Regions from separate parts of the Mus musculus genome. Here region 2 is linked to region 1. The links are chromatin loops, found by intact Hi-C in ENCODE. Cell type or tissue: gastrocnemius. All regions are shown on one strand. Links, peaks and the distances in the headings refer to the core of each region. The heading gives the core; the rest is flanking DNA. Region 1 holds the start of Dip2c (disco interacting protein 2 homolog C). Region 2 overlaps Dip2c (disco interacting protein 2 homolog C).

Region 1 (12,725 bases), core at 2,661-10,660:
AGTTTCTCTGAGCCTTCATTTTCCTTTTTGTTAGTGATCTCATGAATAAATAAACCGCCCCTGGCTAGCTGCTACCTCTAACATACTCTGATTTAACAGGATCTTTTACTCCCTTATACCTCAGATTTGCTGAAATCACGAGTCCAGTTAAAGGTTAGGGAGTTCCCTCAACAAAATAGGTTTGAAACTTAACAAAAAAGAAAGAGAGAAAGAAAGAAACAAAGAAAAAAAGAGAGAGAAGAAAAGGAAAAAAATGGAGGCATAGTTCTTCTGCTAGATAGACAAATGATGACCAATTAGTGGCTAAGATATGGAAAGAAGTATTTTACAACTAGCAGGTATGATGATTAATTCATTATTTAATTAGATATTTGTAGCTGCCCCTTCATGGAAGTGTAAACACTGTATCGAGGATGTATCTGGGCAAAACTTCCGAGTAGCACGGATAGCTTGTAATAGTACATATCACTGTCTTTTCAGACAACGTCTCCCTTACCTTCTTGTTCCTGAGCTGGCCTCCTTGATGGGGAGGCTATTTTCCTTCCTTCCTTCTTCTTCTTCCTGGCTATTTAAATGGTCTGAACCATGTCTCCTGGCCTTCATTTTAGGGAGGCTGATTTCTTGGATAATGTAAATCGTTCTACTGTGTTAACAAATGCTGATGCATAGTGCTGTGATGACTTGGTGAGCCATGCGCTTATTACTACACCTAGTGACCTGAGCTCCATTCCTAGGATCGACCAACCAATCCTCACAGATCTGTCCTCTGATCTGCACACTGTAATGAATACTGACAATGCTGGGGATACAGCTCGGTTGATGGAGTGCTTGCTTAGCATTAATCGAGCCCCAGACCTTGGAAGGAGGATCAAGAGCTCCAGTCATCCTCAGGTAAACGGCTGATGGAGACTAGGTAGAGCTATAAAGACCTTGTCTCCAAAACAAATAAAAAGATGCTGAGAACTGGGATCCACTTCCTAAGTAAAACTCACAGGCCCTACGTCAGCTTCCTGAAGGCAAAGAGTCTGAAGAGAGAGGACTCTGGTCCCACATAGAAGTGTTGGGGCCTCTGGCAGAGTTTTTTGAGCCAGTAGACCCGTGAATCTTTTCCAGTTATCTTCACCAATACATCAGCTTGACTTGATCCACACTTGAGCCAGTCTTCTGTACACGTGTTTACGTGCATATCTAGTCCATACAAAAAGTCTGCATTCTGTGAGGTTGAACATGAGCAGAACTGGACATGATGACACAGACAGGCTTTCTTCCTTGTCCCAGAGCAGGACTGCTCCATGAGAAACAGTATGTTTCTTGTTCTGCCATTCAACCCAATGCTGGGATTGTAGATAAGTTAGCTGTCAGATAAGACACACCTATTAATTACAAATCCCAGAGAGAACAGATAGATAAAGAGGTGTGTAATTCCAGAGGTGACATTAGGCTTGGCTTCATGGAAGGAGTGTCATTTGTTTGGGGGAGAAATATTAGAAGACAGGGTTTTGTTATATTGGCCTCAAACCTTTGCTTGTTTCGAGACAAGGTCTTACTATGTAGCTTTGACTCCCCTGGAATTCACTGTGTAGAACAAACTAGCCTTGAATTCAGAGAGCTGCCTCCCTCTGCCTCCCAAGTGCTGGGATTTAAGATGTGAGCTCCCATGCTGGGATGGCTGCAGATATTTTAGTCAAAGAGTCTTCCTGCCTCAGCCTCTCAATAGCTGGAGATATAGATGCATAGTACTGTGCTGGGAGTCGCTGAATTAAATTTTGCACGTGCCTATGACACAGGTTGGAGACCTGATGGGAGAAGATGAAGGAAGATGTTAGTAAAACAGAGACACAAGTAGTTGGGGCTCCTCATGACCATGGAAAATTCTGCAGCTGAACATAGATGTACAGGAGAGAACATCAGATCTTTTTCTAAATGCCACAGTGAATGGGCTCCAGTCCCTACTCTGCCATCTGCAGCAAATCTCTGTCTCTCCTACCTTCTCTTTTTCCTCCCATTCCTACCCCCACTCTTCTCTCTACCTCTCAAACCAGGCCTGGTTTGAGCTGTATCCACAGGACAGAGAGGGAGGAAAAGATTTGTGAGAAAAATATCATGGGCAGAGGCTATTGGTCTCTGGAATGAGAAAGGGATATGTAAGAGAAAGGAATGTTATTATCAGAAATAACAAGCTGGGGTGAGAGCCAGTTGGTAAGATGAGTTTGGCTTTTGACATCATAGCTTTGAGGAAATGGTAGAATTTCCTGATAAAGTTAGGTATCGTGTTATTGAAAACATTGTTAAGAGCCAAGAGCACACACACCCCCTCTCCACTGTACTTTGTAGTCAAAGACCTGCTGAAGTGAAGACCTGTCAGCTCCAATTCTAGCTATCCAACCTACATATTTAATGGTAAATACAAGTTTTCTCTGAGATCAACATTCACAAACAAATCATGACCTATACATTTCTTAAAGGTGTGTGTGTGTGTGTGTGTGTGTGAGAGAGTGTGTGAGTGTGTGTGTGTGAGTGTGTGTGTGTGTGTGTGTGTGGTGTGTGTGTGTGTGTCTGTGTGTGTGTCTGTGTGTGTTGCTGGAAGTGAGTCCTCTCTTTCCACCATATAATCTCAAGAATCTGAGTCAGACTGTCAGGCTCGATGGCAAACACCTTTCCCTACTGAGTCATCTTTCCAGCCTGACCTGTGTAGTTCCTAAAAGGAGAATATATACCTTATCTTGACATCACCCTGTCTTAAATTTACTTGGTATCACTTTCTGTTTGGAATGTAAAATGAACCCAGGACTTTCTACTTTAGAGAGGAGGATATTTTAAAAAACATTTAATAAACATTTTTATTAATTCTTTGAGAATTTTATACAAGATTCTTTTTATCACTATTTGTTCCCAACACCTCTCAAATCCATCTCTACTCCCTTATTCCTCAACTCTTTTCTTTGTTGTTTTGTTGTGGTTTGTTTCTTTCTTTTTTAAAAATTGAGTTACCCATCAAGACCAAATTGTTCTGCCCATATTCTCATTGGCATGTGGCTATCCAATGGAGTATGGGTTAAACCACAGCTTCAAAGAAAATTTACCATCTTTTCCCCTGAAGCCATCAGGAGCCCATAGCTCCTCAGCTAAAGGTTGGACTTATTAAGACCTCTGTTTCCGTGCTAGGGTGATGGCTGGCTTATTCTTGACCTTGTCTTGGTGCAGACAACTATAGCTGCTGAACTTCATCTTATAACTTTAGGATTTTATTATTGTGTTCATCTATTTTAATTGAAAATAGATTTTTTCTTTTTTCTTTTTTTTTTTTTTTCTGGAGCAAGGTTTAAATAGACTTTATTGTTACAAAGGGGGACCCCACCAAGCAGAGCCAATACATGTGGTCCCAGTTGTCACCATGGAGACATCGAGAGGTCATGATTGCAGAAGAGGTGACTGGAATTGAATAACATGGTCCCAGGGAAGGCCAGCCAGGAATGCAGGAAATATGATCAAGGTGGGCTGGCAAGAGGGGTCTAGTCAAAGGATGAGGGAAGACAGCTCTCTTCACTCCTGCTTCTTGTAGCTCTCCAGGTATAACGGATCCAGCCAGTAGGCAGAAGACAACACATGAAGCAGTAAGTGAGACCAATGTTGATATCCAGGACTTTGAGCTGCTCCTGTGGTGGCTTTGAGTGGACCTGAGCTGCTGGCATCATGAGCCGACGGGCAGAGCCGGTCAGGCTCCTCAGCAGCAGTGGCCTCAGGACAGACATGACGGCACAGAATGACCAAAGACAAGGAAAATAGATTTTTTCATACAGTATATTCTTATCATGGTTTCCCCTCCCTCATTTCTTCCCAGATCCTCCCCACCTCCCCAGCCATTCAACTCCACACCTTCTTTCTCTTTCTTTACAAAATAACCAGGCAAACAAACAAATGGGGAAAAGAAAGGAAAAGCATGAGAAACACATACAGATTTACAGACACACATAGAAAACCCATAACAACACAAAATTGGAAACAATATATATGCAAAAGATAAAAAGTAAGGTTAAAAAAAAAAAAACCAAGTCCAGACAAAGCATTATGGGACAGTAATGGAGACTAGGGTTTCAGTCCTGGTTTTATTATATTTTACTTCCTTAAGGTTTTTCATCTATAACATGGAAAGTGGAATGAGATCTTTAGAGATTTCTTAATTAGTGGCTAGATTGATCATAATGAAAAGAATGGGGCCAAACATTGTGCCAGCAGTATCTACTGTATTTTAATATGTTCTTAAGTAAACACCAAACCAATGGACATACCTCACAGTATAGGACCCGGTATAGAACCAAAAGAACCGGCAGTCTGGAGCTCACAGTTTTCAAGTTTATCATTGCTAGTGGCTTATTTCTCTCCCACAGTTCTCTACCGAGAAGCAGATCTTCATAAGAGAGCAACACTTGTCAAATGAATGAGATTTCCAGAGGTTTGTTCCTGGTCTTCAAGGAGTCTACCCACAGGCTAAAGATTAAGACTAACTGAAGGTCAAATTGGATGAAATCAGAGTGATAGGAACATAGTAAGGGAGAAGAGAGCTGACGGGGAAAATTCTGAGCCAACAAGAGAATTCATAATCAAGATGAGATGGCTCAGCAAGTAAGAGTACTAACTGCTCTTCCACCTCTGGAAGACCCGGATTCCATTCCAAGTACTCACATGGCAGATCACAACTGTCTGTGACTTCAAATCCTGAAGATCTAACATGCTGACTTCTATACATAAAAATAAACATAAACAAGATGAAAACAATTAAGAAGATGGATGTTCCATTTGGGGGCTGGGGTGTACTCAGGTTTTAGAATGTTGGTTTAGCCCTGGGATTGGTTGCCAGCATTGCATAAACCAGGCAGCATGGTACATACCATCTTTGGTTACATAGTAAGTTGGAGGCCAGCCTTGAACACATGAGGTCCTGCCTCAGAAGACTGATGTACAATTAGCAAGGATGCTGAATATTAGTCATCCTTTCTTCAAGAACCTATGGGGGGTGGGCAGGTAAGACTAGGCTGAAGGTTGGAGCAGTTAGTGAGGGTCCCCTAGTTTAAAGCTAAGAAGTTCACTTGCGTTCCATAAGAAGATGTGCTGAAGCACTGTTGAAAGAAGTGTCTACAATTTCAGGGTCCCATTGCTGGGTACACCATCTCAATGGTCTTTAGAATATTCCAGGCAGGAAGAAGCATGGGGACTAGAAACAGTGTTTGCAGGCATGGGAAGGAAGCAGACCATCAGTGTTTTTGTGGGATACATTTGAGGGGACTGAGAAGCAAAAGTTGTGTGAAGATAAAGGAAGGTAGAGAAGCCAGGGTGACTTTAGCCTAGATAATTAGGAAAACACTAGTAGCTGATAAAAGCAGGTGGGTGATGGGTAAGACCCTAAGGCCGAAGGCACCGTACACATTATTCATAGGACATGGCAGAATCCATCAATGCTAATCAGTAAGTTTCTTCTTTGTTGGCTGTCTTGCTTGGTACTGGAAGGTGCTATGCAGGCTGTGGATGTGTGTGTTTAACAGTTTTAACCATCTATGAACCCTGCAATAATAACCTGAATGATATTAATACTATGTGTGAAGATCAAGGTCATATGCTTTCACAACTGCTGTCTGATTGGATTTCAGACCTGCCTCACAGGAGGAAACATATGCCTGGTACTGCAAATCTGGCTGGGGAGATCATAGGTAGGAGTGAACCTAACCTACTATTACTACTCCGCTAAAGGGACGAGGCATCAAACTGCCCTCTAAATTTGTATTTCTCTACCCACAGACTAGTGCAGACTTCCGACCTCATCAGAGGAATTTCTTTGTGTAGTGGTTGACACAGAAACTCACAACTGATCAAAGTGGAGAGAATAGATGTCAGTAGAGTGCTCAGTCACAAATAGGGCGTCTGTATCATAACCCCACACCCGAAGCTCAGAGACCATCACAGAAGACGGAGTAGAAAGATTGTAATAGTCAGAGGTTGAGGAAAACTGGGAACAAAACTGTCTTCTGGACACGACAATACCTCTGGACTCACAAACTCACAGAAGCTATGGTTGCCAGCACAGGATGAAGGCAGTTAACATTCTAGCATGCCATAGCAAAGGGCTAATGAGCTCCTATCCCTATGGCCAGTTGATGGCTTCTCGGGGAGGGAGAGTCAGTTTTTTATTATTTTTTTCCATAAGGATGTGCCTCCTGTGAGATCAGCCATCCTGAAATATTTGAGCAGAACAAATTGGAGTCCATAGGTTATTGAATAATAATAATAATAATAATAATAGACATAAAATTGGGATAGTAGAGAGGTGGGGATGACTCTGGGAGGAGCTAAGGGATACATTGTAGGAGATTCTCAAAGAGTTAATAAAATGCTTTAAGAAGCAGGTGGATGTTTAATGTTAGGAGATGCTGTTTTTACTTTGGTTTTGTGGTGTTTGGGGCTTCAGGGGCAGCTAGGTGAGATTACTCTGGAGACAGCTGGCCATGCGAGAATGCCCCCAAATAGTCAGACTCCGTATCAGCCATTCAGAATAGACATTGATACCATCACAGGCGATGACCAAAGGGAAAAAAATTCACAAGAGGTAGAAGAAAAGCAGGGGATGATATTGTAGGATGTGAGGGAGAAGACACTTGCTGAAGACTCCTTAGGCTGGACAGTGTGTGACAGACCCAACCTACCTTGATTTATTTCCACGGATGGGAAAAATGAAGTCTAGACAAAACATTGTGTGTTTCAAGGTCATATAGTAGTCTGTTCTAGATCCATGCTTTTAAACTTCAAACCTAGGACTCAATCTATGTCTCATGCTGTTTTGTTTTTTTTTTTTAATTATTTTTTCCTCTTAAAAGTATTTTAAAAAAATCAGCCCTCGATGATCCAGAACATTTGAAGTTTTAACAAGCAGGCTAGGGTGTGCTTCCGAATGCCTTCTTTATTTTTCTCCTTGAGTCTTGAGGAGCCTAACTAAGCCTCAGGGTTGGGAAGACCCCCTCCTAAGGCCAAATGCACCACTGTCCCACGAGCGCGCTCTCGAAGTACTCGCTGGAGGCCCCGCCCCCCTGAGCGCGCGCCGCCGTGGCACGTCCGCGCGCTCCCACCCTCCGCGCGCGCCTTCTTGTTGCCCGGTGCGCGCGCAGCGGCGCTCGCTCCCGCCGGGGCAGGGCGGCCGCGGAGCAGCTCGAGAGCCCTGTGGCCGTGACCGCGGGCGGGCCCGTGATCCGGTGCCGGCCGAGCGGGGCCGGAGCCCGCGGCTGGGGGAGGCGCGCAGAGAGCCGGGCGCGAGGCCACCGCCAGGGTCGGGGCCGCGCTGAGGAGGCTGAGGAGACTGACGAGGCACTGAGGAGGCGCTGAGGAGACGCTGAGGAGGCTGACGAGGCGCTGAGGAGACTGAGGAGGCGCTGAGGAGACTGACGAGGCTGAGGAGGCTAAGGAGAAAATCCCCGCGCGCCTGCCCGCCGCCGCCCGGCCTCCCGCTCCCGCCCGCCCGCCGCCGCCTCCTCAGTGCGGCTCCTCCGGGTTCGAGTGGCGGCCGCTGAGGAGCCCTCCGTCGGCGAACAAAGAGGAGGCCGGCAGGGCGGAGGCGTCTGCGGCGAGCATGGCGGACCGCAGCCTGGAAGGCATGGCTCTCCCGTTGGAGGTGAGGGCCCGGCTGGCCGAGCTGGAGCTGGAGCTGTCGGAAGGTAACAGCAACCCCCCTTAGCCCCGCGCCCGGGCCGGGCCGGGACACCGCTTCTCTGGAGCGCGCTCGGGGCCCCGCGGGCCGGGCCGTGCTGTCACTCCGGGGAGGGCGCGCGCCGGGCCTCGGGGTGGCGGGGCCCCGGCCCTGACCCTGGCCCGGGCCCCGTGTGGTGGCCCCGGGGAGGGTGCATGTGTGTGCATGTGCTTGTGTGCGCGCGTGCTTGTGTGTGTGTGTGTGTGTGTGTGTGTGTGTAGTGTGTGTGCGTGTGTATGTGTGTGTGTGCACGCGCGCGCGTGTGCGTGCCGCGGCCCCCGCCCTCCAGGCTCAACTGGCACGGTGCAGCCGCGATGCCCCCTGCGCGCTGCGGCTGGGCCCGGGGCTCCCGGCTACGAAGCAAGATGGAGCAACCTTTAGGGCTGCGGGGGAAATGGCCTTGGTGGGGATGTGCGCTCTTCCCTAATGGAGAGGCGCTGCGTCCTTGATGCAGCTGCAGTACCACCACCACCACCACCACCACCACCACCACCATCATCACCACCACCACATGCACCAGCAGCACCACCAGCACCAGCACAGCACATGCTTCCACGCTCCCTGCTTGGGGACGGCCTCTGAATGGCCTGATTTTAATGCGAAACTTGTCAGTGGACTTCGGGATTGGATCCCCCTGAGGCTGCAGGCACACGGTCCTGTCAGCGGGAGGAAGATAGTAGTACTATTGTTCCGGCGTGTTTGTGACGAGCTGGTTGAGTTAGAGCCCTAAAACCTCCCCCCTCAGGCCAGGTTGGATGCCTCCTTCCCATCGTGCCGGATAGAGACATTGAGACTTTGCGGCTGCTCTGCTGTGATTTCACGGAGTGTTATATACGCTTTCGTCTTTGCTCTTCATGGTGGACATCATGTGCTCAACTGTCATAAGTTTCAGCTTGGGTTTTGTAGGTTCTTTTTTCCTTTTTCCTCCACTAAAGTTCCAAAATGTGTCTAGTAATAAATATTTAGCGGTCATCCCACTCATTGAGAAGACTACAGCTTAGTGGTGTGGAAATGGCCTGTCGTCTCTCTTGAGTTAATATTTGGAGCAGTTTAGCATGGTAAACTTTTTTTTTTTTTGGTAACGATTTGTGAGGGCCAGCAGCCAGAACGTAAATTCATTCGTGCCAGTTTTCATCATGGGGAGGAGCTGACGTTGACTTTACGTTTTCCCTTTTAACACTTGCAGGGTGGAGAGTAAACCAGGTGGCTGTAAGTGTTGCTTCTGTTATCAGATTCTCATAGATTAGACATTTTCTTTATCCCGAATTTGGGGTTCTCCAAGGTGTTTTGGAAGCAGTCCCTGGGAAGCTCCAATGGAGGAAAAGATAATGTGTCCCAGACTGTGCTTCCTGCCTCAGTTCTGACCATCTAGAGATAAGAGAGAGCATCACCCTTCCACAGGCAGAAAGGGCAGGGCTGAATTCTTTAGATTTAAACTGGAAGATGAGGTATGCAGTGTGGACAGTGTATTTCTAGTAAGTAACTATAAAGAAACATTTGTGTTTTGTTAGACTTGAGATAGACTGTCTTCTTCAGCTTACCAGCGCTGTTTTATCGTCTGCATCCTGTATTGAAAGCACCCCTTCCCATTCATGTTCTCACTCAAAGCAAGCACCTCTGCTATCTGCACTATGTTAATGTGATGTGTCTCTGCCCACCCATACTTGAAAAGTGAGAAGCCATCTGAACCTGCATTGAGCCCTTTCCGCAGGGTCTGAATCTCCCTGCCTACTAGGAAGTCAATTCACATTTACTCTCAAAGCCTCACATAATGCCTGGAGCCACATATCCTGCTCTCCTCTTGTTGAGAGTAGCTGTCTGTTTTGTTTTTAGGTAACAGCGGTCACCTGTCATGATCGATCACTCTTGAAGAGTGAGTGTTGCCCAGAGAAGTATGGAAAACCACTTTAGATGAGGTGTACTTAGCTTAACTCCCTGTGAGCACCTTGTGTCTGTATAGAACTTAGAGGACTCAATGAGTTTCTTGGTGAATGGGTGGGCTTAGAGAAGTGTGTACATATATTTGTATTCAGGAAGTCCTTTTCTATTTTCTTTTTCTATATGAGCTATGTTGAGACCTGACCTAAACTTTTAAGAATTACAAAAAGAATAGAATAGAAAAGAAAAGAAAAGAAAAGAAGAAAAGAAAAAAAAAAGCCTTTTGTCACTGTGTTCAGCTTCTGCTACTCCTTGGAACCTGCTCTTCTCCCAGCCCCCACCTCCCATCTATGTATTAGCTGTGCTACCTTTGACTTTATTATAAAGTGTGGCTTTGTCATTGTTGAGTTTTGATTGTGATTTACAAAAAACCATTTGAAATTCCATGTCTTGTAACCAAGGGGATTGTTTTCCTGGAAGAGATGAATCAATTTGTTTTCTAGTATTGCTGCTATTCTAGTATAGAAACCTAGGAGGTGAAGATCAAGAATCTCTGGGTCTCTTTACCTTGCCTAACTGGGAGAAAAAAATCCCAACATACCCAGTTTCAAAGTGAAAACTTAGGATGACTTTTACTGTCAAATTATTGCAGTGTACTGCTTCCCAGTATATTGTCCACCAAAATCTATATGGAAAGAGTTAAGTTCCTTGTCTGTACATGCCTTTAATCCCCGTGCTCAGGAGACAAGCAGTTCTCTGAATTCTAGGCCAGCCTGGTCTTTGTAGCAGGTTCCAGGCCAGCCAGAGCTACATAGTGAGACTCTGTCTCAAAAAAGAAACAAACAGAAGAGTTGGTTATTTTATTTATTCAACTATCAGAATATCAGAAAGTGTTACAGGAAAATCTGTGGAATTTCCAGGGCTCATTTTCTAAGAGGAGAATAAAAGAAAATTCCATTTTAATGACATACATTGAAAAAAAAATGACCAGACTATTAAAGTTTTTATATCAGCTACCAGCCTAAATGAGTTGTAGATTACCTAGATTTCTATACATTGGTTCACTTTGGGTCTGTACCATCTACTGGGGTGCTGTTATATATACTGATGCTATTTTTATTTGATCAAGTTATTGTTTGTTTGATAAGGATTTGTCCATTGGTAACTTGGCTGCAGGTTTTTTGTTTGTTTTAACCTTCCTGCTTTATTGTGCCTTTGCTCTTTCTCTAGCCTCTGTCACTGCCCAGTGCTTCCTTCACTGAGAAAAGCTAGGCTTTGTTTGCCATTATAGAGTCTTGTCAGTAAAACCCAAGAGGTTTTTGCAGGAGGTGTAGTGTGCAGCTTCTTATATTGATTCAGACAGCCCTGGGCCTACATGTGTGAATATATTCACTGGTGTGGGGCCAGGATCTTGGATCTGTTTAGACACTTGAGTCTGGACATGAGCTGGGGAAAAAGCCATTCCTGAGCTGGCTTCTACAGTATGCCTGGCAGGGCTGTGGTGGGGCCTTTCTCATACTCTTTTTCTTAGATAATTTTTCTTCTTTAAAACCAACAAGCAAACACAACAGTAACAAACAACAACAATGACAACAGAACCCACTATTCATGCCTTTTGGAATTATACATTTTGGGTTTTGGGGATTTTTGTTTGTTTGGTTGGTTTTTTTTTTTGGCTTTGAAGGATCTAGACACAATTTCATTAATATGTGATTAAACATTATCTGGCTTGAGGAAAAAAGTTTATACAGGAATGCCAAAAGAATTAGAGGAGGAAACAGAAAAATGGTATAAAAACAGACTGATGCTTTATTAAAGAAAAGAAATCATTGCTTGCCAACCGTTTTGGGTAAGATCAGATATAAAAAAATGATCTAGCTTAGTTCCTGACTGTTGTGTCAGTAGGTTTCTTTGTTAGCTGGTCAGTTGTTCCTGGGCTGGGCCTGTACTTCATTGGCCTTGTTAGAGCTAGAGCAGAAGCCTCTTCCTATGCTTTCCTTTTAGCTCGTTTGACACAGGGTCTCATAAAGTGAGAGTCCCTGGATGTGAATTTCCTAGGCAATTAAGGAGGACCTTGAATTTCCAACCTTCCTGTTGCTGAGATCGCATGCATTTAGCACCATGCTCAGCTTATGTGTTGCTAAAGATTGAAACATGGGGCTTCATGTTATTAGGCAAATATCTCACCAACAGACTAACATCCCTAACCTATGTAATATACATTGAAATGAGATGGCATCTCACTATATTGCTCTGGCTGGTTGTTCTTGAATGGTTTTTAGCCATTCTGTCTTAGTGTCTCCATTAGCTAGGATTGTAGATGTACACTCCTATGCCTGGTTAGGGTTATTTTTACAAAAGTCAAGAACAGTGCCTTGTAATGTAGCCTGCAAGGGGTATCTAGCTTTTGCAGAGGGGAAATTAAAAGAAAAAAAATGCTGTACTTAAACGTCATTGCTTTTAAATTGTTAGCATGTCTCATCCCTAATATCTTTGTAACTTCCTCTAATGGGAGTTGCTTAGTTTTTGCTTTGCGTTATTAACTAATGTACCAGATTATTCCAGCTATTACTTATGCTCCCAAAGAGTCTGATTTAGCTTTTTTTTTTTTTTTTTTTTTTTTTTCAGTATATTAAAGTGCTCCAGGAAAATGGTGAAAAGTCTACTTGAATGTCAGGTCATTCTGTATTGGTCAAAGAATCAATACTGTTTTGTTTTTAATGCACTCAAGCAGTCCCATGTAACTAGCCCACTGCTGTCACAAAAGAGTGGACTCTTAAAGCAGTGGCCATCTAAGGGTTTGGGAACAACACAATGAACAACACAACAGACGTTTCATTCAAGGACTAGGTTTTGCCCCTTGCCCTTCTCCTCAGTCCCTGAGCCTTGCTTAGGTGTTCTGTTGCTACAGAATGAGTAAGATACAGTTCTGCACAGCTTCTGTGCTGTGGCCACATTTGGGAGTCTGGAAGGGAGATTTGGTATCTTGATTGCCATCCAAACTTTGCATATCTTCTTTTCATTGTAAGGAAACAAAGCAAAACAATTGTGCTGGAAAACAAATGTGCAGAAGCATGTTTTCTTCCAGAGTCATCTCTGTCTGTCTGTCTGTCTGTCT
Region 2 (12,725 bases), core at 2,049-10,048, 77 kb after region 1:
AATTGGGAATAAAATGCATTAACTACCTTGGACTGAAGATGCTTTTCGCTTCAGTATTGGTTTGTTTATGGAATTGGCCCCATCTAAAAATACATTAGAGGAATTAAAAGTGTTCATTTGTTAATCTGTGATGTAAACAGCAGTTATTACAATCTAAGTTTAAATTTTTCATGAGGTTCAAATTATGCACTACTACCTAATAATTTAATTGATAAAATTATTTTGAAAATTGTCCCAGGTTTAGAACCCAGGACAAATGACAGTTTTTTAAAAAGCATGTAACAGGAGCGGAGTAGTAATTTGAGGTTTTATCAATCTGGGATAAAGCAGAAAGAAAAGAGTGGACAGCTTAGTGCTGAAGTTCCTCATACCCAGAGCTGCTCATTGCCCTAAAACATGACTAGATTGATTCAGTGCAACCTCCTTAAGGGAAAAAAATAACCTGTGACATTGGGTGTCTAAGCAGTATTTTATCTCCTAGAGGTCCCTTGGGTGACAAGGTGAGCCATGGTTTCTGTTGTTGGGAGGGTAATGTCATATGATTTTAAATAACAAAGCCAAGATATTGTTGGATGTGGCTCTGTTCCGATTGGCTTTCTGTGAGGTATGCATGCAGTGTGGTTGTGTTCTTCAGTTGAACCTGTGGATGGCTTTGTATTGGAGGATTCTAAAATTCTAGTAAGAAAAGCTTAACAAACCCTTGTTTAAATCTGTAACTTCACACATCCCAAGTAAGTTAACCTTTGAAGCATACCTAAATCTGGTAGGACATGTCTTCGAGAACTGACATTTGCTGACACAGCATCTTTATCTCCATTCTATAATTGCAAAGAAGTTAGTATAAAGGCCTCTTACTGGTGTAAGCTTAAGTAAAAATGATCTAAGAAGGAAGAACGGCACAACAGCTTGCTCCTTCATTAGAAATATGTAGTAGTTTAAATGAGATTGCTCCCAGAGGCTCATCTATTTGAACGGTTGGTTCCCAGTTGGACTGGGGAGGAATAGGAGGTGTGGCCTTGTTGGAGGAAGTGTGTCACTGGGAATGGACTTTGAGGTTTCAAAAGCCTAGGCCAGGTCTAGTCTGGTTCTCTCTCTGTCACCTGTTTTTGGATCACTATGTAAGCTCCCAATTATTACTCTAGAACCATGCGTGCTTGTCTGCCTGCTGCTGCCATGTTCCTGTACTAACCATGATCGTGGACTAACTTTCTGAAACTATAAGCATGGCCTTAATAAGTGCTTTCTTCTATAAGCTGCCTTGATCATGGTCTCTTCACAGCTATAGAATAGTTACTAAGATGATATCATTTGAACCCTGAAAGATTGTCTGCAAGTTTAAGTTTTTTGAGTTTGAAAAGATAGCTATAAGGGCTGAAGATGGCTCAGTGGTTAAGAGCACTGACTGCTCTTCCAGAGGTCCTGAGTTCAACTCCCAGCAACCACATGATGGCTCACAACCATCTGTAATGGGAGCCGATGCCCTCTTCTGGTGTGCCTGAAGACAGAGACAGTATACTCACATACAATAATTAAATCCTTAAAAAAATCTATAATAAACTTTCTACTTCACCATAAAAAAAGAAAAGATAGCTTATTTGATTAGATGAAAGATTGAAACCATTTTCCTTTTGTTTAACATCTGGTTGAACTATTTTTCCTAAAATAAAGCAGTACACAAATTGCTGTTTTGTCACCTAAATATTTGCTGTCAGAGCTGACCTAGGGCTCGAATCTTATACAATTTCATAATAGAATTTAGATTTTACATTTCATCGAGGGGCACAAGATGTGTCCTGGAAACTGTCTGTATACCTATACCATTATTATTATTATTATTATTATTATTATTATTATTATTATTATTATTATTTTGTGTGTGTGAGTTTGGAAACAGGCAATTGCCTTTTTCTCTTGCATAGAATGAACAACTATTCGTTAGTTTAGAAGTAGTAGTAAATGTTGGTGATGTCGTCTCTGACCCTGACACCACACTGGGTGGACATTGGGGTCACTCATCCTAAGTGGAAGACACCAAAGTCACCGGTGTTTACTTGTTAATAGACTAGGTGTCGAAGACAGCGGGGGTTGGGGTGATACCAATTTGCTGACGCACTTGGTACGTAAGTACCTGAACTAGAACCCACATAAAGAGCCATGCATGGTGGTTAACATCTACAGTCCCAGTGCTGGGGAGGCACTAACAGGCAGAAGATTCCTGGGTACTCCCCTCCTGGTGAATGAGACACCTTGATTCAGAATTACAGGGCAGATGTCATTCTTGAGGTCTCACCTGGTTTCCACATACATCCCAGATCACACAGCGAGGTCTGTTTGACTTAGGCTGCATTCTTATTGCACTGCTTTCTCATGCTGCCAAAGTCCTTTTCCTTTGTTGACTTAATTTGAAGAACTCAGAGGTGGTGGACATTTCTTTTTAAATTACACGTATTCTGCATGTATGTGGGTGTGGGTGTGCCTGTGGTACAGCAGCACGTGTGTGTGTGTGTGTGTGTGTGTGTGTGGAGGTCGGAGGACAACTTGGTGAGATTGGTTTCTCCTCTTATGTGGCATCTATTTACATTCTTATTCGATTGGATAGAGATGTCCATGGCAGCGGTACTCCTTGGGGCACATTAAATTGAACTAAAATATTTAATGACAATGCATTTGAAAAGAAATTATAAGTATAGTCCTTTAGTCACAGGTGACTACTGGCTCCTGTGTTAGACAAAGAGTTCTGAATGATAGCTCTGTGCCAGAGTGAGATACCTTGGCAGAAGAGCCCCAGACCCTCTGGAAAGGTCATTAGGCCTTTGTCTGTGAAGGGATTTTGATGCCCTATGAAGAGCTTGGTGGTGCTAGCTGCTGGCTTCTTTCTATCTCTCCTATACCAAGTGATGTGCAGACTAGGATGAATTTGTACTCTGTGTTGATAGCTGAGCGATGAGTCTGCGGCAGCTCTGTTCTCCTTGGCCAGGCTCCCTTATCTTTGAGCGTGTTGGAGAAATACTAGCTTCCATAGTCTGAGCTTTTCACAAAGGGATGGTAGGGCTTCCTGTTGTGCTGATTATTATTTTTGATCAGGAAGTGCACCTCTGCTTGGCTGTTTGCTATATAGTTGTCTGTATTATCCCTGTGACAAAGTGCATGGGAAGCTGGGGAGGTTGCATTGTAAACACAAGTTTGACACCCAGAGGCTTTTTTTTTTTTTTTTTTTTTTTTTAACTGTAAAAGCTATGGTGGTGTGTGCTTACAATCCTAGTGCTGGAGAGGCAGAGACAGATCCTTAGAATTCACTGGCTAGCCAGTCTAATTTAATTGGAAGGTCATGTCAGGGAGAGACCCTATTTTAAAAAGTGAGGAATGACACATGAACACAAAGGTGGTTGTTGATCAGTCTGCTTGTGTATTTAGGTATTTTGTTGCTTCTTTGAAAGGAAAAATTCTTTGAATGTTTGCTGAGTTTGCTTTCTGGTTCTTAGTAGCAAAGTGCTATAGCTGATTCAGATTACTGTCCTTGGTCTCATATACCCAAGGCTATAGAGGGGACAATAGAATATCTTGAGCTGGAGGAAGGTGCCAGGCTGGGTAATGGTTTGAGATTGAGAGAGGTTTGGTCAGAAAGTTATATGCTATGCCTTTCTTACCAGGCTAGTGGCCTGGCCTTGATTTGGAGGAGTACTTGAATGAAGAAGCTGCTTTTCCTTGGTTAGGGGAAGAACCTGTTGACCTTCTTTCTCAGGCATTAGTTCCTCCTATAGAGTCCATTCTTAGTAGGGACGTATGGCATTGTAATATAATAGCAAACTGTGCAATTGCTTTAATTACCTGCTGTTAAGTCCCCATCCTAATTATCATGAATTAGAAACAGCGATAATTATGAAAAAAGGCAAGGAATCTCAGATATCCTAGGTGGAAACTATTGCAGTTGTTTGCCTGGTCAGGCCTTGCCAAGAATATAAAACCAGTGGAACAATTTTAGGCGCCTTGAATTGGCTCCAAATCAGATTCCTTTGCTGGCTCATGTTCCCTCAGCTGCTGCAGATCTTCTTGGGTCTGGCTGCACATTCCAGGCATCAGTCTCAACTCACATGCCAGAATGTGCTTCTTATTTATAGAAAATCACACCATGTTATTGTATATTTGAACTGATATTTTATAGGTGTGGAAACTGAGGCTGAGGGAAGGTCACACTCTTGGTTCTTGGTTATGTTCAAGCTCTTGGGGGCTCCGATACTGGGTCTTGTAGTACTAGTTCTGTGTCCGCATGGGAGAAGCCAGGAAGTCCACATGAGGGCATCCATTACCGTGAGGTGGTACCTTAACTCGGCTTCTCTCTGTGACGTGGAAGAGGAGGTGAGCACACCTCTCTCCTCTACTTTGTTTGGCCTTGGACTGGGGAGCAGGTTACAGCATTGCTGCAGAATTGATAGAATCCTTGTTCTAGGATTCTACTTGTCCAATAAGTGAATTTGTCACTGGTTGTCTAGGAAGGCTGTCAGTGAGCTAACTATTCTTGTCCAGAAATGGGCTGAGTACTCTAGGGTTGTGGGTCTCTTTCTGCTATATTTTAAAGCTAAACAAGCAAGATATTTCTGTTTTTTTTTCGTTTTTTCTCCCCAAAATTTCATATATATGTTTGTTTTACCTGTATCTTTGTGTACCATATGTATGCCTATGGAAATTAGAAGGGGATTTGAATCTCCATAACTGGAGTTTGGGGATGGTTGTAAGCACCATGTGGTACTGGGAACTGAACCAGGTCCTCTGCAAGAGCAGAGTGCTCTTAACCACTGATAACTTGTATTTTTTAATGTATTCTGAATAGTATCTATCCACATAAATTTTGTGTACCATTGGACTATAGCTCCGTTTGGACTCTGACAATTTAGTTATGATTCAGACATTCTAATCCCTGTCCTCATAGCATTTTAAGGCTCTTGTGCCTGTCGTATTTATTTTTTTAACACAAAGCATATGATACTTAATTGTCCAGAGTACGTAAAATACATGCTTTTATCCTGAAAAACCTTACTCCTGAAAAGTTTCTCTGATGGAAAATGTTCAAAAGTGCAGACAAAAGAAGGCTTTTGGTAGGGAGGATATTCTAGACTTGTCTCTTTAAGATTGTGAGGGTTCTTTTTCATGGCACCTCCTAGCTGCTTGGCTGTGTCGAGATGAAGTGAGTATCTCCTTTTTCCTTTCTAACCATTTCTACTCTTTGAAGTAGATGATGAAGGTTTATATTTTCTTTGAGAAACACATGGATACAGAAGTAGCTGCTTCATGCTCTGGGTGAAAAGTGGAAGGGTTATGTGGTCTGAATCAGTGGTAGGAACAACAAGATTTTTTCACGATGCAAAGTGTCTTAACCCATAGCAGGAGGTATCTGCTGTTGAGTAAGGAACATCCTTGTTATAGAACAAGGGGCACTGGAGAGAGGAAGAAGTGCAAGTCTGTTTACAGATGCATTGCAGATAAGTGCAATCTTGGTTGTTGTAAAAGAGAGGTAGGGGAGAAATGTTTCTGGACTGACCCATACTACTGTGCCTTGGTGGTTGGGGCCCACAAAAACTAGTAGAATCTTAAAAATTTTCAGTCTCTTCAAACAAGATGGTTTTTGCTAGTATATTGTCAGAAAGCCCTTAATAAAGAAGATAAGGAATCCAGGACTAAACCACGCAAGATTCAGCATCTCGTTACTCCATGTGTCCTGCAACAGACAGTTGATTGTGCTAAGCATTTGTCCAAGAGAGTGACTTGATTGCCAAGCTGTCTTTGCTAAAGACATAGCTATCTTTGCTAAAACCCTCTACTACTAAGTCCAATCAAAAGTAACTTTGAGTAACAAATAAGTGATCAAGCCTTGAAAAAAATGAGGGATGTATATGAGGGACAGATGGGGTGTGCGTGAGACGTGAGAAGTGTGTGACCCTGAGATACCCTTGGGATGACTTGATGCTTGTTGAATCAAAGGAAGACGTTTGCCAGTGTAGAGGCCTTTCTTATTATATGCTTATTTAGCTAGCCTTTTCACTGCAATATGGCCACTCCAGTACTAACTCTAACCCTGTTTAGGGGTGCAATGTCAGTTCCCTCTGTATATATAATAGGTAGGAACTGGAACATGGGCAGTTAGATTTGTGGCTAATTCATCTAGTAGCTCGGTTATCCCAGGAAGCGGTAAAAACTAAGCACACTTCCCAATATACCTGAAGCTATATGTAGTTCTTCCCTTGTGGTTTTAATCTAGTTTGGCTGTAATTTTATCAATATTTTTGATATGGCTTGTTATCTGAGCTTGTTAAATGAACACAAACTATATTTACTATTAAATATTCAATAGATTAAAGTATTCAAAACAAACCCTCCCTCCTTTTTTTTTTTTTTTGGAAAAATTCCTTACTTTGAAGGTAAATTGGATGGTTTTATTGTTTCTGAATTGAGTTAATTTTTTTAGGAAAAAGATGTCTTTACTTGAAAGGTTAAAGGAGCTACTTAGTTCTTTTGTTTGTTTTTTCTTTTTCTTTTTTTTTTTTTTTAAAGATTTATTTACTTATTATTTATTTATTATATGTAAGTACACTGTAGCTGTCTTCAGACACACTCCAGAAGAGAGCATCAGATCTCATTACAGGTGGTTGTGAGCCACCATGTGGTTGCTGGGATTTGAACTTTGGACCTTCTGAAGAGCAGTCGGGTGCTCTTACCCACTGAGCCATCTCACCAGCCCTTGTTTGTTTTTTCTTGAATGAAGTGGCCATGACATGATACCATGCACACAGTACAATAAGGCATAGCTCGTGATCTTTTTCGGGAGGATAGCTTTGCTTTTAGAGTATGATGCTAATACTTAATGATATTCTTGGCTAGGTTGCAAGTGAATGAAATGATGATTCAAATTCCTTTGTCTCAATATTGTCCTGACTTTTATCTTTTCTTCCTAAATTGTCCTATTTGTTGGAGATCATTCTAAGAAAGTTCCTCTAAGAGGATTAAAAATAGGAGTGCTTGAACGGTGACTTCAGTTTAGGTGGGAATAAATGGCCACCAGATTTGTCTCCTCACCCCCTGCAACTTTGCAATAAATATAGAGCAGTGAGTCATAAGAGCTTGATGTGGTTTTACTTCTTGGTTTTGTGATACAAAACTGATTGACTATAGTAAAGAATGACAAAGATTTGGGTTGATGAAATATGGGGGCTGGTTTTGAGTATCAGGAGTTGCAAAGGAACAATTGAGTCACTGTAATAGATGAGCGGTGCTGGGGGTGACTAGTGTACTGCTTGCATCATTGTAATGATAGTCATATGATACTTATTTTAGAGAGCTTTCAATAGGCTAAACTTTATTACATGGAGTCTTCTTATAAAGCTATGCAGTTGGTTAAAGGAAAATTATCTAGAAAGTCTGAGTGGCTGAAATTGAATTACAGTAATAGGGTTTATTGAAGGTGATTTTGTGTCTGTGTGTGTGTGTGTGTGTGTGTGTGTGTGTGTGTCTAAGTTTTCAGGTCACAAGGGAGATACAACAAAGATAACAGACTTGCTGATGAAATATGCACATATTTTATTTGTAAATGAAGGTGTTATATGGGGCTGCATATGAGGACTTGAGTTTTGGTTTTTATGAGTTAATGGATGTCTTTCTTTCCCTTTTTCCTTCTTACTGTTCTCCCCTCCTCTCCCTCCCCATTCCATTTCTTGCTAGGCAAGTGTATATCTCTAGACTCTCTCCTGTGTGTCTACTTCTGTGAACAACATTACTTGTATTTTAAAAAGTATATGATTATAAAGAAAAGTTCAGTTCTGACATGAAAAACCCTAAAGGAGTTTGGCATTGGTCATTTCTTAGAATGCATTTTGGTCTCTTTGACTGTGGTTGGAAGAATCCTAAATTTTCATCTTAGAATGCATTCTAAGGGCAGAATGTGTCAAAGAGGTTAGAGTGGACTATTGTGTGTGTGAGTTAATGCATTTATTTGCATTGTCTTTAAAAAGGCATACATTTGAATCTTCTAAAGCCACACTTTGATTCTTACTATCTTTTCCTGGACTCTGGCTTTCTGGAACAAACGGAAGGAGCAGAGACTTTCATGTTAGATTTAAGTGCTTTCTCTTTGGACTAAATAAAGCACACACATTTAGGTGTAAATAGGACCCTTTTCATTTTTTGCCTTATTCCTGACTCTGTGCTAGACCTACTAAAGGAACTCTAAGACAGATGTTTTAAATAATTGCATTTTTAAATAGTTTGCCTATTATGATACTTGTAATCCTGGCTTGTGTGTGAGCACTGAAACTTGGGGTGTGTTGTATTCATGTGCTGTGCCTTTGGTTGCCTGACCATGATACATTTGGCTAAACTTTACCCATATGTCGGCCACTTCGCAAATATTTGTGCTACCTTTTCTATCTTGGGATGGGTCTGGCTTCCTGAGGGTGCAGAAAAATTGTTCTTTCAGAGCAACTTTAGTTTGAAGTTTTGGTGGGGGCAGCATGGAATGAGATGCGTTTTCTTTTTAAGCATACAGAAGATAATTACAGCGGTTGGCAGTATTCCTTGTGCTGAACAATAGAGACTCCAGCTGGCCTCCTATTGCCTTTTCAGAGTCCGGGAGGGAGGGAGCATGCTGGGGTCTAGAAGGTTTCCTTAGGGAGCTTGTTATCCAAGGAGTGCTGCTCTATACTGTGGCTAATCCTCAGTGCTGAGGCACTCTGTAGGGCCAACATAACATGGTGTCATGATGTGTCTACCTATGCCCTCCAGGCTTTATTTTGAAGAAAGCAGTGTGAAGAGGACAGGGTTGGCTTATCCATGCTCACTCAGCATGTATTGGTGCTTCCTAATATGGAATACCAAGCGAAGCAGGCTGTAAGTGGTCACCCGAGGAACCTTTCATTCTCAGATGCAAGTAGAGCTGCAGATTTGAACTTCTGTCCGGAATGGAAGTGGGGTAGAAGTTTTGCAGACACGAGTCCTTGCAATAGACTGAGAGAGATTAGTCTACAGTAATAAGTATTGTGTTCTTACAGGAGAGATGATAGATTTGAAATAGTCAGTGGTATTTTTTGTTTTATTTGTCTTGAATCTCTATAAGGTGGCTTTTTATGGGGGAAAAGGGAAGCTTCCTGTATCCAAAGCTGGCTTTGAACTTATGTAGTTGAAGATGACCTTGACATTCTGACCCTTCTGCTTCCACCTCCTAAGTGCGTGTGTGAGTGTATGTGTGTGTTCTGGTGTTTTCACACAACATTTATTTGTTCATTGACCTATTAGTCTTAATTGAATTCTAAGGTGCTTTGGTATGACAGTGTTCCTCAGATAGCACCTTTATTGACTGCCATTGTTTTTGTGGCTGGGTGAATGGCCTTGAGGGAAATCATTGCTCAGGTCCAGGGATGGCAATGAGGTAAAGCACATTTGTGATTGAGGAATAGTGCTCTGAGGTTAGAGACCTAGTTTGACAACCAACTTTACACTGAGATCCAAAATGGGGACCACTAAATGCCATAGATCCTAGGTTGAGATGGAATTTACCTGAAGATTCATTTATATTAATAATGCACTTTCAAATAATGCCAAGGGCAAGGCATTGGCAGAGCTTATACATGATTATTTGTGTTTAGCTTACATTTTTCCTAAGGAATTTAGGTTTTAGATTTTTATTAATTAAATCTATAGCTTAGATTTCTAAACATTTATTCTAATCCCAGTAGTTGAGATAATTGTAGCGATTGATTTGTAGGCAGAAGGGATAAGAAGATGGGGTTGAGATGTGGGGAGATTGATCAGAGAATGTTATGTACATGGATGAAAATGTCACAATAAACCCATTAGTTTCTGTATCATTAATACAGGCCAGTCAATTTAAAATAAAATCATAGTTGTAGTACTACAGCTCCCCTTCTTTTTTTTTCTTAAATGTTTTATTAGCTATTTCCTTTATATACATTTCAAATGCTATCCCGAAAGTTCCCTATACCCTCCCCCAACCCTGCTCCCCTACTCACCCTTTCCCAATTCTTGGCCCTGGCATTTCCCTCTACTGGGCATATAAAGTTTGCAATACCAAGGGGCCTCTCTTCCCAATGATGGCTGACTAGGCCATCTTCTGTTACATATGCAACTAGAGACACGAGCTCTGGGGGTACTGGTTAGTTCATATTGTTTCACCTATAGGGTTGCAGACCCCTTCAGCTCCTTGGGTGCTTTCTCTAGCTTCTCCATTGGGGGCCCTGTGTTCCATCTTATAGATGACTGTAAGCATCCACTTCTGTGTTCGCCAGGCACTGGCATAGCCTCATACAAGACAGCTATACCAGGGTCCCTTCAGCAAAATCTTTCTGGCATATGCAATAGTGTCCGGGTTTGGTGACTGATTATGGGGTGGATTCCCGGGTGGGGCAGTCTCTGGATAGTCCATCTTTTCGTCTTAGCTCCAAACTTTGTCTCTGTAACTCCTTATGGGTATTTTGTTCCCTATTCTAAGGAGGAATAAAGTATCGACCCATTGGTCTTCCCTCTTCTTGATTTTCTTGTGTTTTGCAAATTGTATCTTGGGTGTTCTATGTTTCTGGGCTAATATCCACTTATCAGTGAGTGGATATCTAATGACTTTTGTGACTGGGTTACCTCACTAAGGATGATAGCCTCCAGATACATCCATTTGTCCAAGAATTTCATAAATCCATTGGTTTTAATAGCTGAGTAGTACTCCATTGTGTAAATGTACCACATTTTCTGTATCGATTCTTCTGTTGAGGGACATCTGGGTTCTTTACAGCTTCTGGCTATTATAAATAAGGCTGCTATGAACATAGTGGAACATGTGTTCTTATTACCAGTTGGAACATCTTCTGTGTATATGCCCAGGAGAGGTATTGCTGGATCTTCCGGTAGTATTATGTCCAGTTTTCTGAGGAAACTCCAGACTGACTTCCAGATTGGGAAAGGATTTTTACCAATCCTAAATCTGATAGGGGACTAATATCCAATATATACAAAGAGCTCAAGAAGCTGGACTCCAGAAATTCAAATAACCCCATTAAAAATGGGGTACAGAGCTAAACAAAGAATTCTCACCTGAGGAATACCGAATGGCTGAGAAACACCTGAAAAAATGTTCAACATCCTTAATCATCAGGGAAATGCAAGTCAAAACAACCTGAGATTCCATCTCACACCAGTCGGAATGGCTAAGATCAAAAATTCAGGTGACAGCAGATGCTGGCAAGGATGTGGAGAAAGAGGAACACTCCTCCACTGCTGGTGGGATTGCAAGCTTGTATAGCTCCCCTTCTTAAGAGGAAAATATTCAGGTTTCACATATTCTGTCTGAGGTCTGATGACTAAAGTAGCTAGAACTCTGAACTTCAAGCTCTGTTCTACAGGCAGAAAGTTACAGCTACATTAATGAACACTACAGCCAGGAACCAGTTTTCTGGTCTCTCATGTAGGGATAATTCTCTTTTCTATGAACAAAGTTAGGTTCAGGGACCTCACTAGATGTTGAAATCTATCATGATGCCTTAGCTTCAATGTTTATGGATTTTGATTTATCCATAGATGATGGATTTTTTTAGAACCTTTTTTGGGGGGGGATTGGTTGTTTTGTTTAAGACACTGATATATAAAGCTCCAAAATGCACAGCTCAGTGGAGAAACAGTCTGCACTTGGGCTTCAGTATGTGAAAAAACTTGTTTGTTCCTTCTTGTGTAGTTCCTTAGACAGGCCTAAGTCATGCTCAAAGACAAATCCTATAAATATTTAATATTTCTTGTCTTTTTTTTTTGTACCTTTTTAGTTCTGTATAAAACAATAGCATGCTTCATGGGGAAAGGTAATTTATGTAATAAGAGAAATCTTTTGATGGTTAGAAAACCTCAAGCTATAAATATTTAATCAAAGACTACTTTGATGTAGTGACATACAATTTATTTAAAAGAGCAAAGTTTAAAGTTCTTTGATTGGATTTTAATTGTTTATTAAGTATCTACTCCATAACACTAAATTCTACTGAGTATGATTAGGTACTGAGTACTTGTTTGGCCAGATTTACAAAGCAAATGTACTGCTTGGAATCTCTGATTCCATTAGCAATCAAGTGATATAATGCTTAGGTCTCCTAAAGGAAAAAAAATCAACCATTATTGACACTTTACATCAAGTTTATTAGCATTTGTAGTCGTCAGGATGGTTTCCAGTGATGTCCATGTTTTAGTCCCTGACTCCTGTGAACATGTGCTGTGGGAAAGGAACACCTCAGACGTAACTGTCAGGGTCTTGGGTGGAAGATGATCCTGGACTACAGAGGCAGCCCTAGTATGGTGAGAGAGGAGGACAGACAGAGTTACAGGACGTAGGGACAGAAGCAGAAATGGGAGTGGGGCAAGGACAAGAAAGGGATCCTGGCATCCTCTAGAAGCTGTAGAGGATAAGGCAACTGATTGTTTCTGGTAGCCACTGGGTAGGCACTTGCTCTGCCAGCACCGTGACTTCAGCAGGATGATGCCTTTCAAGTCCAGAACTAAGAGAATAAAGAGATTTATATTGATTGAAGCAGTTACCTTTGTGATAATTTGTTATGGTAGTAATAGGCAATAATACAGTGTTCTCATTCCCTGATGTGTCTTTCAAAAATAACTGTTGTATCACCTCTTGCATACCCTAAAGAGATAGTTTCTAGGAAACAGATATTTAAACTATGGTGACAAGGAAAAAT

What was found. Hi-C counts contacts between places; a loop is a spot of excess contacts. Peaks named below come from ENCODE experiments on the same cell type or tissue, not always from the same donor. Only the 100,000 strongest peaks of a DNase experiment are listed, where the experiment ranks them.
Region 2: it touches region 1 in a loop (2.5-fold over the local background); 3 of 42 quality-filtered maps call a loop at or near these places.

Annotation. Positions count from the first base shown.
Region 1 is chr13:9,269,370-9,282,094 of GRCm38, forward strand. Dip2c (disco interacting protein 2 homolog C) reads left to right here and starts at 7,156. Exons shown (of 37, transcript NM_001081426.2): 1 at 7,156-7,697. The coding sequence starts at 7,613. It also overlaps the pseudogene Gm46391. In gastrocnemius, for the core only: no CTCF peak of the experiment used is centred there; DNase peaks (open chromatin) are centred at 7,169, 7,697 and 7,994; H3K4me3 peaks cover 2,618 bases; H3K27ac peaks cover 2,115 bases.
Region 2 is chr13:9,346,855-9,359,579 of GRCm38, forward strand. All of the region lies in intron 1 of Dip2c (disco interacting protein 2 homolog C), which reads left to right. Among named protein-coding and RNA genes, the nearest start is that of Dip2c, 77 kb to the left of the region's middle. In gastrocnemius, for the core only: no CTCF peak of the experiment used is centred there; a DNase peak (open chromatin) is centred at 2,098; H3K4me3 peaks cover 272 bases; H3K27ac peaks cover 2,041 bases.